Linked DNA regions of Mus musculus: region 1 is linked to region 2. A link is a contact called in ENCODE Hi-C data. All regions are on one chromosome and are shown on one strand. Each heading gives the region's core, a stretch centred on a gene start or an enhancer-like site at or near the end of the contact. The rest is flanking DNA. Distances are from core to core; before and after follow the strand shown. Region 1 holds the start of Birc6 (baculoviral IAP repeat-containing 6). Region 2 holds the start of 2700054A10Rik (RIKEN cDNA 2700054A10 gene).

What was found. A loop is a pair of places that touch in the nucleus more often than their neighbours do.
Region 1: a loop to region 2 is called in a map of regulatory T cell, with 276 times the contacts of the local background. The contact joins the promoter of Birc6 here to the promoter of 2700054A10Rik in region 2. A Hi-C loop is called at or near these places in 4 of 37 maps with a recorded cell type or tissue (T-helper 1 cell, T-helper 17 cell, T-helper 2 cell and 1 more).

What each region holds. Positions count from the first base shown.
Region 1 is chr17:74,526,770-74,529,620 of GRCm38, forward strand. It overlaps Birc6 (baculoviral IAP repeat-containing 6), which reads left to right and starts at 1,526. Exons shown (of 73, transcript NM_007566.3): 1 at 1,526-2,032. The coding sequence starts at 1,699. It overlaps Gm31645 (a long non-coding RNA gene), which reads right to left and starts at 1,431. Exons shown (of 3, transcript XR_385765.4): 1 at 864-1,431.
Region 2 is chr17:13,552,701-13,555,400 of GRCm38, forward strand. 2700054A10Rik (RIKEN cDNA 2700054A10 gene) reads right to left here and starts at 1,394. Exons shown (of 4, transcript NR_045437.1): 1 at 1,313-1,394.

The DNA of each region.
Region 1 (2,851 bases), core at 276-2,775, about 61 Mb after region 2:
ATAGGGCAGTCCTAGCCTGAACAACTTCGGTCCTTTAAATAAAGACGTATTTTGAGAGGGAAGCTTGTGTAAGCAGCATGGGGTTCCAAACCAACTGCTGAATTCAACCTCTAGCTTCTGGTAGCAACAGCCTCCAAGTGCTGGGATGAAAGGCGTGGGCCACCATCACCAGGCACCAAACAATTTTTTATTGCCTCAAGTTTTTTTTTTTTGGAAAGGATCTTGTTAAATAGCGCAGGCTTGCCCAGAATTCTTAGCATTACTGTTTCAGACTGGGATTCTAGGTATGCGAGACCACACCCAGGCACCGCTACACTGTAACTACAAGTGACTGACTGACAAGTAACTGTTTCAACATAAAGTTTAAGAAAGATGTTCTTTCAAATCTAACGAAGGAGGATACTCCACTGTTACAGCAAATCTCTCCAACCCAATTATGCTCTGGCAATGAAAACACGACACAATTAGTATGAATACATGCTGTGCGCCTAGATTGGGCAGATCTACAACCACTACACTACCATCTTCCACATCTATGAGACCACTTAGAACTTGCGTTTTCTCCAGGCCATGTTCTTCTGTTCTGCTTTTCTTCTTCCTCCTCCTCTGCCTTCTCTGTCTCAAACCTCCTTCCTTTCTTTCCACTCCACTTTCCCTTTCTCTGCCCAATCATCAGCTTTCCTTTATTTTACAAATTAAGGTGGGAAGGTTTACAAGAAATCACCTAAGTGCTGACTCATTCCTTGTTCACAACTCCTCACAGGAGAACAGAATTGACATCAAATATAATTAGCCCCAGGGCAATCCACAACACCCCACCAAAAATCATGTAAATCCTTTGCAATGAGCTACACTAGGCTGACCTGTAATGTGTCCAGCACCTCATTAATGAGCATGTCTGTTTATTAAAAGATTTGGAACTATCGCTTCTCAGTCTTCTAAGATCAAGTGTAAAAAAAATCTGAAACTAGGGCAGGCGTCGTAAAAAAAAAATCAGGTTCAGTTCCAATGAAGAGGCTTGTCAGAGTGTGCAATGATAGAGGCCTACTTCCGGATCTCGCCTCCACCCCGCAACGCCCTCCTCCTCTGCCCCGTGCTGGGAACCGCTGGGAATCAGCCGCCCTGGCCACGAAGGGGCCTCTGGGCGTACCAGACAAGTCGCGCGGGCTCGGGTTTGCCTAGCGGAAATGCACAGGGCCCAGCACCACCCTCCCTGCCACGCGCAGGGCGGAACTCCCGCCGATACCACTCCCGGGGCTCGAAGGAAGAAACTGGGACGTTGAGGACGCAGGGCTGGCTGGAGCAGCAGCGCGTGGCACGCGCCTAGTCCTACCACGCATGCTCCGCGCTTGAAAAAAAAAAGTTTCAGCCCCGCCCCCTTCTTCTTCTGAGGCCCGCCTACCGGGCCCTGGGAGCTCTTCTGCGCATGCTTACTAGGCCAGGTCCCGCCCCTGCCCCGCCTTTTCTGTGCCTTCGGAAGTTCCTTATTAGCTTCCCTCTGCTCTGGCTAGATCGGCACTCCCGCGCATGCTCCACCCCCTGGGCTCCGGCCCCTCCTTTGGTGCGGCCCTCTCTCCCCTCCCCCGCCAGCCTGCGAGCTCGCTTGGCCTGGCCGGCCTGGCGGGCGACGTTCCCTGTGCGTGCAGGCGCTTGACTTCACTTCCGGCTAACGCGCTCCGCTTTGCCCCCTGGCCCCGGATGGTGACTGGCTGTGGTGCTGCACCTCCCGGGACTGTCACTGAGCGGCTTCCCAGTGTGATTGTGCTGAGCGCAGGCCGGAAGATGGCGGCTGCGGCTGCGGAGGCCTCGGGCCCGAGCTGCTCCTCCGCGGCGGCGGCGGCAGGGGCGGGGGCGGCCGGGGTCTCCGAGTGGCTGGTGCTGCGGGATGGCTGCATGCGCTGCGACGCCGACGGGCTGCACAGCCTCTCCTACCACCCGGCGCTTAACGCCATCCTGGCCGTCACCAGCCGCGGGACCATCAAAGTCATCGACGGCACGTCCGGGGCCACCCTTCAGGCCTCGGCGCTCAGCGGTGAGCGCGGCACGCCGGGCGGGGGCTGGGCTGGGCCGGCCGCGGGCGGAGACGGGTTGTGGGGATGCTGGTGGAGGAAGCCTCCCAGCCTCCGGGATCGGGATCGGCCTCGGAGGGACAGCGTGGAGCGGGAGGGTCGGAGAGGCCCGGAAGCTACGGCCGAGGACCTTCGGACTCGGAAAGCAGCAGCTTTTGGGGACGGGAACTCGGTTTGGCGGGGTGCGCTGCGAGTTGCTTTTCGGGCCTTTTGCATCTGAACCGGCCTGGTCCTGTGGGAGAGATGTGGAGGCCTTGGAGGTCGGTGCTGGTGAGGACCGGGCCCTCGCTGGCCTCTTGGACGAGATTTTGGGCTAGCTCCGGGCTGGACCAGAGGGAAGGGCTGGCAGTCTTGGCGGTGGCGGGAGAGATGGGTGGCCGGAGGCAAGGGGCGGGAAGCGTCCAAGCCGGCTGTCTTGCCCTCTTTTCCCGGCGAGTAGCGGCCCGCCGGTTGTCGTCTGGTCCTGTAGGTGCGGGGACCTCCGAGGGTTGCGCTTTCGCACAGGGGGCGGGCTGGAGTGGGCACTGGGATGGGGAGGTCAGTAGGAGAGGGAAGGCCAGCTGCCTGAACTGTGCTTGCTGGACTATGGGACTCGCAGAGTGCAAAAAAAAAAAAAAAAAAAAAAAAGAAAAAAAAAAGGTTAGTATCGGTCCTCTAGCTCTGAGTGCTCCCTCCTTCCAGTGTCAAGAAGCCTAGGCCCCTTGTAATTAGGTGGAACTTCAAGCCCTTTCAACTTGTTTTAGCATAGAGAGCTAGAGATTGGTAGTTGTAAGTATGTCTGG
Region 2 (2,700 bases), core at 144-2,643:
CTGTGCTGTGCTGTACTGTCTGTGCTGTGCTGTGCTATGCTGTGCTGTCTGTGCTGTGCTGTGCTGTGCTGTCTGTGCTGTGCTGTGCTGTGCTGTCTGTGCTGTCTGTGCTGTGCTGTCTGTGCTGTGCTGTGCTGTGCTGTCTGTGCTGTGCTGTGCTGTCTGTGCTGTGCTGTGCTGTCTGTGCTGTGCTGTCTGTGCTGTGCTGTGCTGTGCTGTCTGTGCTGTGCTGTGCTGTCTGTGCTGTGCTGTGCTGTCTGTGCTGTGCTGTGCTGTCTGTGCTATGCTGTCTGTGCTGTGCTGTCTGTGCTGTGCTGTCTGTGCTGTGCTGTGCTGTCTGTGCTGTGCTGTGCTGTCTGTGCTGTGCTGTGCTGTGCTGTCTGTGCTATGCTCTCTGTGCTGTCTGTGCTGTGCTGTGCTGTGCTGTGCTGTGCTGTCTGTGCTGTCTGTGCTGTCTGTGCTGTGCTGTGCTGTCTCTGCTGTCTGTAATGTGCTGTGCTGTGCTGTGCTGTCTGTTCTTGCTGGCTGGTGACAGGACAGAGGCTGTGGAAACATGGGACAAGAGTAGCTCTGAGGTAAAGAAGGTTTGTCCTTCTTAGACTATTGGCTCCAGGAATGTGGAATGGCTCTTTGTTTTTCTATTTTGGCTTAGACTAAAGCTATCGCTTAAGATAAACTCACTATCCACCACCTTCCAGTCTGTCACTTCATTTAGAACGTCTTTGATATTCTTCTCTTATCAATGGCACATAGATAAAACACACAGAATAATTATGTACTGTTTGTGCAATCACAAGTGTCTTGGTTAGTCTTGGGTCAACTTGACACACTTGAGAATTCTGTGGAAAGAGAAACCTCAAGAGAGAAAACACCTTTCTCAGATTGGCCTGTAGGCAAGTCTGTGGGGCATTTTCTTGATTGATGATTGATCTGAGACAGTCTAGCTCATTGTGGGTGAGACTACCCCTGGGCAGGTGATCCTGGTTAGTATATGACAGCGGCTGAGCAAGCCATGGGGAGTAGGCCAGTAAGCAGCATCCCTCCATGGCCTCTGCATCAGCTCCTGCCTCCAGGTTGCCTAAATAGACTGTGATCCAGCATATGTAAGCCAAATAAACCCTTTCCTGTCGAAGTTGCTTTTGGTCATGTTTCACCATAGCAACAGAGAGCAAACCAGGGCATGCATGCATGGAAGTGGGCCGGGAAGTATATCCACTCCCTATCCCCATCGACACTTGCTTCTTAGCTCAATTCAAAGCTGCTTGCTTTTCTTTTCAGCTTCTTTTATGACCAGGTTGCCTTGAATACATACAGGCAGGCAGGTCCTCTCCTTAGGCTTCACAGTCAGGGGGCTTCACAAACTCAGTGGACAGCAGAGAACCTTAAATAAACCTAGAAAGGAAAACAGGACATTAAAGTGACTTTCTTCCCCAAAAGATTAAAAATTAATAAAACAAAAATCACACTACCCCGCCCCCTGACAGAAACATGTATTTCAAATTGGCTTGGTTTCTATTTCTCCACATTCTTTTACATTGCTAGGCCCTTTGCTTCTTATCACCATGATTTCAAAGAAACTTTCAAATTGTTTTGTTTTACTATAGATGCAACGTGAACATGTGACCAAGCCTCTTCTGATAGCTCAGAGTTTTTAACTCAAATCTTCTGTGCATTTCCCTTAAGGAAAGTTACTGTTCAAATGTTCGATGCATTTATTTGTTATTTGTGTGTGTGTGTGTGTGTGTGTGTGTGTGTGGTGTGTGTGTGTGTACATGCCAGAGTGCCAAGAACCCGCTAATTCCTCTGAAGTCTTGGAATTAAATGTAGGGTCACAGTAAGGATGCTGCACCTGATTGGCTGACTGGGAAAACACAAAGAGGGTGAAAATAGGACCAGTCAGGGAAGATCTGTCAAACCCTACATGGGGAGAGAAACCCCCCACCCGTCAAATTGCTAAAAGATCTTAATCTCGTCCGTGGTCTGTCTCTGCATATACTTAACTGGTTAAAATGTTTAGCAAAAGACTTTTGTTATGGTTGTTTCTGCCATCTCCTCCCTTCCCCCAGCAGCTGCAGCTACAGTGAAGGCTATCAGAGATTCATCACTCTGCCTCTGAGGCTTAACTCTGCTTAGCTATCAAACCTGTCGGTAATCTCTGTCTTAGGGACCTCACATACTCCTAATGCCAATGAGAGGTCCTTCCCCTGCAAGGTGTCTTGCCCATAGGCTGTGGCCTCGCCCTCTTTGCAATGACTTGTTACTCAGTGGCTCATTTTGGTGGACTCAGAATTCACTCAACTCCTCCCCCGCTGGTGAGCGTCGATCCTAGAATGGCTTTAGAAAACAAGGCTCTTTGCAGCCCAGCTCTCATGCTGTTTGTAAACTGCAGGGCAGTCCTAACAGTAGGACTGGGGAGCCAAAGAGGACAGGGGTAATAAGCTGCAGACTCCCAGCAGGTTGCTGAGCAGACTGACCGCAGCAGCAGAGGAGACAGCTAGGTGGCCCTTCTCTTGCTTGTAGGCTTGAATACTTTTTTAAAAATTCTCTAATAAAATATTTCTTCCTCTTCTCCTGAGGTAGTTTCACAGGTTACAGATTAATCTTCTGAGGAGAACAGAGTAGAGAGTGTGCCTGTCTCCTGAGAGCAACCTCACTGGAGGGCTGCTAGCTTACAGAGTCCCCGTGTCAGAGCCACTTCTG